2 separate regions of the Mus musculus genome follow, and region 2 is linked to region 1. The links are chromatin loops, found by intact Hi-C in ENCODE. Cell type or tissue: left cerebral cortex. All regions are shown on one strand.

What was found. Peaks named below come from ENCODE experiments on the same cell type or tissue, not always from the same donor. Only the 100,000 strongest peaks of a DNase experiment are listed, where the experiment ranks them.
Region 2: it touches region 1 in a loop (2.3-fold over the local background); 1 of 42 quality-filtered maps calls a loop at or near these places.

The regions. Positions count from the first base shown.
Region 1 is chr15:95,190,942-95,195,941 of GRCm38, reverse strand. The region is part of intron 1 of Gm31075 (a long non-coding RNA gene); the gene reads left to right. Among named protein-coding and RNA genes, the nearest start is that of Gm31075, 10 kb to the left of the region's middle. In left cerebral cortex, no CTCF peak of the experiment used is centred here; DNase peaks (open chromatin) are centred at 1,840 and 2,755.
Region 2 is chr15:95,133,466-95,138,465 of GRCm38, reverse strand. All of the region lies in intron 2 of LOC100043315 (a long non-coding RNA gene), which reads left to right. Among named protein-coding and RNA genes, the nearest start is that of Gm30810, 56 kb to the right of the region's middle. In left cerebral cortex, no CTCF peak of the experiment used is centred here; DNase peaks (open chromatin) are centred at 953 and 2,371; H3K27ac peaks cover 266 bases.

The DNA of each region.
Region 1 (5,000 bases):
GTGTGTGTGTGTGTGTGTGTATGAGAGAGAGAGAGAGAGAGAGAGAGAGAGAGAGAGAGAGAGAATTCACAGGCACATTATGCACATCTGTGGATGTGAGTGTGAAGGCCACAGGTCAACATCAGGTGACTTCTATTGCTCACCACCTTAATTTTGAGACAGTGTTTCACTGGGCCTGGTGGACTTCAGCAGGAGTCAGGAGAGCCGTTCAGAAAGCCTCAGGGTGAGCCTGTCCCTCTCCTGCCCACAGCACTGGGGCTACCGGTATGTGCTCAGGTTTTATGTGGGTGCCAAGGCTCTGAGTTCAGGTCCTTCCTCATCCCAGCATGCAAAGCAGAGTCTTACTCATTTTCATTCATGTCTTCTGCCTTATTTATTTCTCCAGGTGTCTTAATGATACCTTTCTGATTTTCCCCATGTTTCTGCTCAAATTTTACTGTAGAAATTGTGCCAACTCTGATGGCCTTTGTTCATCCTATCCTTCATTCTCTAACATTTTCAAGTCTATTTCCCTTAATTCTTTCTTTACAACATTGACCATCCCTGAACATAATTATCATTTTATTGCTTATTGCCAGATTTCAGCTAGAAGTTAACTCCCCTGATGCCAGCATCATTATTTCCCTCACTGATGCATCCCCAGAACATGCCACACAGGATAGTTTCGCTTCACTTTTGTCAAAGGATATACACATATATACACATGTACTCATGCAAAAAAAAACACACAGAGGCAAATATACACATATGTACCTCAAATATAAACACATATTTTTACATATAAGCACATTTGAATACATATAAGTGTGCATGCACATACATACATGTTCATGGACAGGAGTACACATAAAATGAGCATGTATACATACATGCAAATATACATGTACACACAGTTAAATATGGACACACAGTCATATGTATCACACATATATGTGAACAAGGCAAAAACATATACACCCATCAATTCACTGATGGAGGTGCTCTCACACAAAAGCACACACACACATATATAAACATATGTAGGCACACATATGAATAAACACTCTAGCACATGTACATATGCCATCATGTAAATACCATGAAGGTGCAAAGAGTGTATAGCATATACATACACACAATGCCCACAAATGTACATGTGCATACATATGCACAATTGAATGTGAATATGCCCACACATGAATGTATAAGTATACATATGCAATACAGCATATACCCAGACACATGCATTTGTATGTACATACATACACTCACAGGCATACACATACAAAGTTGCATATACCACATTGAGCATATATGTGTGCACAGAAGCATGTTTGGGTACATATAAATACACACAGGCATGAATACACTTACCCACATGTACACACTTACAATGCCCACATGCATATCCACACACACACATACATACATGCATTCACCAGAATACATACTTTAAAAACAAAGCTGCCTTGTTAATTAAACTGGGTTATTAATCCCTTCTTCTCTGGGTAAACACACAGACAGGTAATGAGAGTGTTGCTGGACTCTTCTGATTTCTGTTTTCCATCCCTATTCTTCCTGGGCAGATAGAGACGATGGAATGCTGGAGTAAGTGGGTCTGACTGTGTTAGCCTGGCTCAGAAAAGTGATCAATGGATAGAGTAATTCTGCTTCATGCCTTTCTGAATTCTTCCTCTTTGTGCTTTGGTTTCTGCCTCGTCATTTTCAGGAGACACTTCAGGGCACTGTGTAAGACTCTGCAGCTTGTCTTAACTTTTTATCCCACTGGGTTGGATCAGCGTGGCGGGTTTGGGAAGACAGCCAGAGCTCCGTGTTTGCATTTGCTCCAAAGAGATGCCCACTTACTGCAGGCTTGCTCAGTAGAGAATGCAAATGCCACACCTCACAGCATTGAGCCAACTCACTCCCCCAGAGCGGCCTCCCCAGAACCCCTGTGCTTGTCACGTTTTCATCTTCCATGTCTTTGTGTGGTTAAATCATAACTTCAAGTCAATCTAAACCATTCTTATATGCAAGGGTGGAAATGCATGTGATGTTCCGACTCGCAGAACCCACAGAGGAATGCTACTGTTGCTTTGCAGCAATGCTAGCTCTGAACATGAAATGAAGTAAAACCCTGAGTTTTTCTCGCCCTGCATTTAAATCAGTGCCTTTGAATTCTTTATGAAAACATGCTGTAGTTATTTTTAACTCTTTGGCATGCTTTACATTTTCTATCTCATCTTTTTTTTCTCTTCCACCATTCTTTTCTGTTGTACTCAAGTTGGTCTCCTACTCATTTATAGGTTGGATTTCCCCAGTCTTCATGTTGCTTGAAGGGAGAGGGAAGACAATTCTCTCTCTCTCTCTCTCTCTCTCTCTCTCTCTCTCTCTCTCTCTCTCCCTCTCTCTCTCTCTCTGAATCTGTGTGTGTGTATGTATTCTCTGTGTGTCTGTGACTTTCTTTCCGTGTGTCTCTTTGTCTCTCTGCCTACGCTTGTGTGTGTGTATCATTCTCTGTGTGTCTATGTGTCTGTTTCTCTCTCTTTCTCTGTATCCGCAACTTCCTCTGTGTGTGTCTCTTTGTCTCTCTGTCTATGTATGTGTGTATCATCCTCTGTCTCTGTCTCTCTGCCTCTCTTCCTGTCTATCTCTCCGTGTGTGTGTGTGTGTGTGTGTGTGTGTGTGTGTACAAATCTCATAACTTTCAATCAGACTCACAAGGAAGCAGATGGCTGATTTACAGTGCACAGTCTTAAAGCCTGGTTTAAGGCAGTACATAGCATTTTTGAAGCCTGGATGCCAGCTTGCTATACAGTGAGAAACAAAGGCAAAAACAAAAAAAATCTAAGCTGCTACCATACTGATCGCCCAGATGTCAAAGCCCGCTCAGGCTGAAGCGGCAGTGAGGAGCGCGGATGCAGCCTTACCGGACAGCACTTCCGCTTCCAGCAGCTGCTCCTGGTCAGTAGGGCTTTCTGCCTGTGGCACCAGTAGCTGCTCCTTCTGGAACACCTCCCATGAACTCAGTGCTCCCTTGCTTACAGCCTTGAGTGATGGCATCTGCATTTAGATCATTTTCCTACTGTGGCTTGTCAATCTAGTTTCTTACGCATTTTCTGGGGGCCGAGTGTGTTTACTGTTCTTGATAAGTTGACTTTTTGAGCAATAATAAAAATGTTTATTTTCTTCTAACCCTAACAGTTTTACATTCTAGTTTTGTGAAAGATTCTAGTGTACCTGTTCCAGGTTTCTGCCTCTGGCTTCTGTCGTTTCTCAGCTGTATTAACGTGGCCCTGCTTCCTTCGGCGGCCTCTGAGATTTCTCTTATCTTCATTTAAAGGGCTTTTACCATGATTTGGCTGTTAAAGGTTTACTACTATTCTGGTTTGGTTCACAGTAATTCCTGAATAAAGAACTCAAGGTTGTTAATTAACTCTGGAAAATCACAGTTTACCATCCTCTAGAAGTTAGCATTGGCTCCCATTCTGTTCCTCCTACCCTAGTGAAGACCCCGTGATGGAATTCCACTGTCTGATTTAAGTACGGACAGACCTGCTTTCTGAGGTTGCATCTGCTCAGCATTTCTTTGCCCATCATCTTTGTTTGAAAGGATTTCATTATTACTTCACCCCACGTTTTACTTGTTAAATATACAATTATTTTGTTGTTTTGGTTTGGTTTTGTCATAATTTGCCTTTAAGCCTTATACTTAAAGGTATTAACCACCTATGCCTGGCTCTATATAAATATATATTATATGTGTATTATATAACTATATTAATATATCATATAGTTATGTGTTAATATATTAAACATATATATACTATACAATGTTGATATATTAAATATTGGATACAATTGACATATTAATAATTAATTTATATAATTATAGTTATAAATATATAATATAAATAGAATTATAATTGATAATACAATAAATATGATTAATTATATATTCTATATACATACATACACATACACACACACACACACACATATATATACACACACATACATATATATATATATATATATATATATATATATATATATATATATATATATATATATATATATATATATATATATATATATTTGGTTGGTAGTTTTCCATCATGAGGCTCAGGAGAATGTGGGCACTGCCCTGGGGTAGACAGCTGTGTTACTTAGTTACTTACTTTCTTTTTTGAAATTAGATTTTCATACAATATACTATGGTTGTGGTTTCCCTTCATCCAACTCCTCCCAGTCCTCCCTAATTCCCCACCCAAGTCGCCATCCCTGGCCCAGAATCTATCCCCAATTGATAACCTCTGGTAAAAGCAAAAGAAGTGGTTTCCAGTGGAACCCCCTGGGTGTACACACCTTTCTTAGGGCGGGCTCCTCACACAGCAGTATATGACAAACACAAAATGAACCCAGTGCACTTTTGGAAGTTGTTTTGTTTTGTTTTAGTTTTTTATCTCACAGTGCTTTGTCTGGGCAATTTTTTTTTAACCTTACAGATCTTTTGTTTGTATGTTTCGGCTTCCTGTGTTGTTTTTATGGGTTTTCTGTGTTTCCATGTCTGTAGTTACGTTCCTTGCTGCTGTGATCAGACACCTGATGAAATCAGCTTAAAGAATGAAGCTTTGCTCTGGATCACAGTTTGAGGACACAGCCCATTGAGGAGGGAGGGTATGGCAGCAAGAACTTGAGGGCAGGGCGCATTTCGTCCACAGTCCCAGCCCCTGTAGTGGCTTTGTCCTCATTTATGGTTTATCTTCACATCTTAGTGAATGTAATCTAGAAAATCTTTCACAGATATCCAAACGCTTGTCTCGTCCATGACTCTGGATCCTGCCATGTGGACAGTATTAGCCATCGCATCCAGTTCCTAGAATTCATTCCCACATGCCTCTCCTATGGCACCCCTTGACATAATCCCTCTAATATCCTATGACATAATTCTCTTACACAAATTTTTCAAAGAATCTACACATTTCCCCAAAGCTTTGCAATGGAGGGTAACTTGTGTA
Region 2 (5,000 bases), 57 kb after region 1:
TATAAGAACACATACTTAAAAAAAAAAAGCACACTCCCCAATCCAGTGGAAAGAAAGGCTGGTAAAGAAATAGCTGCAAAACTATATGATAATTAAAGCAGGACGTTGACATTTTCCCCACATAGGAAAAGAACACAGAGGCAGAAGAAATGGCTTCTTGTGTGATAAGGCTTAAAATGGGAGGTGTGGTTCTTGTTGGTGGCTGTATTAGTTGTCCTTGCTATGGTGATGATATGCAGGAAAAGAAGTTACTTAAGGATGGAAGAATATTTTGGTTCATAGATTAGGGTGTAAAGTAACGCTCTGATCTATGTAACATAACAAGTAGGGCTTAGTACAGGGCAGGTTAGGCATAGTCTAGAGATGTGGTTGGTTATATTGTTTCCATAGCCACAATGTAGTGACAGATGAATGCTTGGCACCCAGCTGGCTTCCTCCTTTCTCCCAGCCCATAGGATGCTACTACCTACATTCAGAGTGGTACTTCCAGGCTTAGTTAACCCTCCTGGAGAGACCATTACAGACAAATCCAGAGGTGTTCCTCATTAATGCCTGGGTGTTAATCATCAGAATTATCAGATGTGTGTGATGTCAACGGTTTGCATTTTAAAACATCTAATTTTTAATATCCACTTATTCAGAAAGATTGGCTCGTATGCTAAGCTGATGGAAGTTGGCGAGCTCATGATCACCACTAGGCAGTCCAGAGACTCAAGGAGCTGATTGTGCAGGTCTTGTCTGAGCTACAGCTCAAAGACAGACAGACAGGAGGAGCCAGCAGTTTCTTCTGTTCTGCCCATCGTAATCAGCTCTTGAATTCCATTTGGACCTTCAACAGATTGCATGAGATGCCCACCCACATTGGGATGGGCGATCTGCTTTATTCAGACTGTTGGTGTAAAATGTTAATCCTGCCAAAGACACCTTCAGAGAAACACTTAAAATAGTTGTTGACTGAATGTTTGGCTTAATAAACAGACATAAAATTAACCATCACAGCAACAAACCTGCTGAGAAAATTAAGATAGAAACTGGCTACAAGAGACCCACCAATGGGATTCCCACAGCCCTTTGTCGTCTGACACAGGCTGGGAGCAAGTGGGAATTCATTATTGTATCCAGCAGCTCCTTGTTTCTTTATATGTAAGGCTTGTCACATAACAGCATGCTCGGCCTGGGGGACGCAATGGAGAGCTGAACGGCTCTTATCCTGTGGCCATTTTCCCTGCTGTAGAGATGCCGTAATCAGTGGCTTGCAGACACAGAATCTGACACACTGTACTTGGCAATGGTGACAGAAAAGTACAAAAGAGCCACAGCCTGGGAGCCGAGTAGCAGTTACAGAAGGTCTCCTTGACCGAGTGGGGCATCAGCTGAGGCTTCAGGGAAAGGGGGGTGGGGGGGCAAAATACAGGAGAGAAGAAAGGAAGCTGGCATTTGCTCAGCAGGCATGTTTTTTGGCAATTGGACTAATTCTCTGAGGTGACCAGAAAAAAAAAATCTAACCTCGTGAATCTTGTAGTCCACTGAGGGGCAGAGGTGAGGTGGAGACACATACACATGATAAGCTGCATTATGACTGGGTACTGAAAATGTTGACCAGGGTGAGCTTCCTCGGGAACATGGGAAGATGAGGGTCATGTTGCTAGTCCCCAAGGCGGTGGCATTTGAACAAGGACTTAAAAAAATAAAATAAAATAAGAGAGCTGACTGCGTGGACATTTGGAGGATGGCATTCAAGAAAAAGAAATGTAAACGAATGGCCTATGGCTAGTCCGAACATGGAGCTGGGGGACAGGAGCAGCACATTGTGAGGCATGTGGGCAAAAGCACGGACAATGACGCCATCATAGCGCAGCACGGGACAGCGCAGCACTGGGCAGCACAGCACCGCAGCATGGAGCAGGACGTCACGGAGCAGTGTAGCACGGGGCAGTGTAGCAACACACTGGACAGCATGACATGGGCAGTGCAACACAGGGCAGCACAGCTCGGGGCAGCACAGCATAGGACAGTGTAGCATGGGATAGCGCAGCACAGGGTAGTACACGAAGCAGGGCAGCATCACAGTGTAGCTCTGGGCAGTGCAGCTCAGGGCAGTGTAGCACAGGACAGGACAGCACGGGACAGTGCAGCACGGGGCAGCGCAGCATAACAGTGCAGCTTGGTACAGTGTAGCACGGAGGATGAACACACTATAGGAGAATGTATGTCGTCACCACAGCCCGTGCCTGCCATGCTGACTATCTCAAAGGCTATACAAGACTACTCAGAGTAACTATCACAAGATCATTCCTGCAGCCTGCATCCTGGCTCTGTTCACTATGAACATTGTGGTACTAGTAGTTATTTAATCTTCCCACGAATGTGAAAAACGGTGGTTCTAGTACTAGATTACATTGTTGCTATGACAACTGATTTAATGAGTGTGGGTGGGGTGCTTATGAGTAGATGTATTAGCTTGAGTCTTTATTCTCAGCATTTCTGTGGGGACCTGGGAGACATGGACAGAATTCCCCCAAAGCTTACAGGCCAGCTAGCTTGGGGCCAGTTGGCTTGAACTGTGTTGTAGGGAATAGTAAATATCCTACTTCAGATCTAGGTTGGAGGGGAGAACTTCTACATGAGAGGAATAACATGGGTACTCCTGCGCACGCACGCGCACACGCACACACACTGTATCAAGATGGAAACATTCCATCCGGTAGGGAAGTTCCTTAGGCAGGAAGGTAAACAACTCATAAGTCCATGTTAACCCACCTGCTTCCCTAGGTCCCTCCCCGCTAGAGTAAGAGAGAAAAGCTGAGAGTCCCTCTCAGAGGCGTGAAACTGAGCTTCCAAGAAGCCTCTTAGTCTCTTAGGGCCTGAAAAGAAGACTCTGAGACCAGATAGGCTGCCTGGACGAGGCTGAGCCCACTTGGAAAGGACACCTTTCTACCTGCTGAGCTGCCTGCAGGCAGTGTCCTCCAGGTTCCCAGCTTTGTGAGCTGTCACTCATGCTGGGGAGGACTTTGGTGATGTGGCTGTCTTTGTGTCATTTCTGCTCCTGGGAGTAACCCTTCACCCATATTCCTGTAAGTAACCCCAATTAAACTCATTGGTTCACCACGTTGGACTTTGGTGGTATCTGTACTTCGGTCTATCATGGCTTCCCTATTTGGGATGAATAGATGGGTATGTTGCATCTCTCTGGGAAGTTTTGTCATACAACACACACACACACACACACTCATAATGTACAGACATTCATGCATAATGCACACTTCAATCAGAGAGTCTCTGCAGGAGTAGAACTGCCAGTCTGTACTTTATCCCTACAGCTTTGCTTCCGGAGACCATGTCCCCTTGAACACAAGACATCAGTCAAACTCTACCCAATGCCCAGACCTGACTAGCAAGAAGCTGTGAGAAAAAGCTTGCCCTCTGCAACAGGCATCTGATTAGTATCTGGAAGGGTCAAAGGAAGGTCTTCCAAGTCTGGGTGAGGAGCAGCTATCTTTGCCAGGATGGGTGATCTGTGCTCTGGGCACTGTTGGAATGCTCAATCAACCATACGGACATGAGATTAAGGCTCTGCTTGGAGGCCTGACTGGTTTGCTAAATTCTCATTCCATGTTTGTACAAGGACAGTTAAGCCCAGATAACATTCTCGTACCTTCCCTGAACATATTTATTCCTTTAGAATTGGAAAAAAAAAAAAGAGTCTCAATGCTCTTTAAAATAACCTCACAAATTGTGAAGGTCTTAAATTTTTTGATAAAAACCAGTAATATGTTTACAGGCATTATTGAAGCATTGATTTCTTGTAGGGCATTTCAAACAACTCCTAACTCCCCTGGTTTCCTCCCTAGACAGAAATTAAAATCAACCATGCAACTATTTAAAGTTTAAACACACTTGAATTTGTTACTCTCAAAGCATCAAAGTCACAAAACACATGCATGAATGGCCTAAAGGAAGAATTTACCTTGGCTCCTGGCTTCGGGGCTCCCTGCCCACAGCCCCCAGTCTTGTTAATTCTGGGCACATGGAGTAGGAAGACCATGGAGATGAGCAGTACATCTCATGGCTATCAGGAAGGTAGCAGCAATAGAAACAGAAAGGGCCTGAAGACAAGGTATGCCCCCCATAGGACAACTCCAGACATTTCCAGTACCCCTAAACAAAGTCAGGAAGAATCCAATACATGTGCCCATGGGTGACAGTTCACACTCAAAGTACCTTGTGCCCTATATTGTCAATAAGAAAGTATTTTTAAGTTATAGTGACAGTATAATAGAAAGATCTGTCTTGTTTTGTTTTGAGATTTTGCTGTGGCATTTATTATTCTTTACCCCTCATTTGTGCAATGAATTTGAATGGCTATTTTTATATAAATTTCATTTGTGCAATGAATTTGAATGGCTATTTTTATATAAATTTCATATACCACAAATCCTCAAAACTAATATTTGTAAAAATGTGAGTTAAAGTAAAAGAAAATCAGTATGAATTGCAAAATGCAATTACTTTGTATGTTAAAGCCATTACATCTTAACAAATGCTAATTTCTTTTTTTATTAATCATTCCATTCATTTACATCTCAAATGATACCCCACTTCCCAGTTACCCTTCCACAAGTTCCCCCATCCCACAACCTCCCTATCCTCCCTCCCCTTGCCTCTATGAGGGTGAATCCCCACCTACTCTTTCCCACCCCACCCCTCCAACATCCCCCTACTCTGGGGCATCAAACCTCCACAGGATCAAGGGCCTCCCCTTCCATTGATGCCACACAAGGCCATTCTCTGCTAACTATGTCTGTGGAACCAGGGATCCCTCCCTGTACACTCCTTGGTGGGTGGGTGGTCTAGTCCTTGGGAGCACTGGGTGGTCCAGCCAGCTTATGGGTGTCCAAGTACTTATGCTTACTATATATTCTAAATCTCAGGAGGCAGGGTTTGGAGCTCTAAAATTAGCCATCTTCTGTGGGAGTCCCTGCAGGTGCCATACAGGGAAC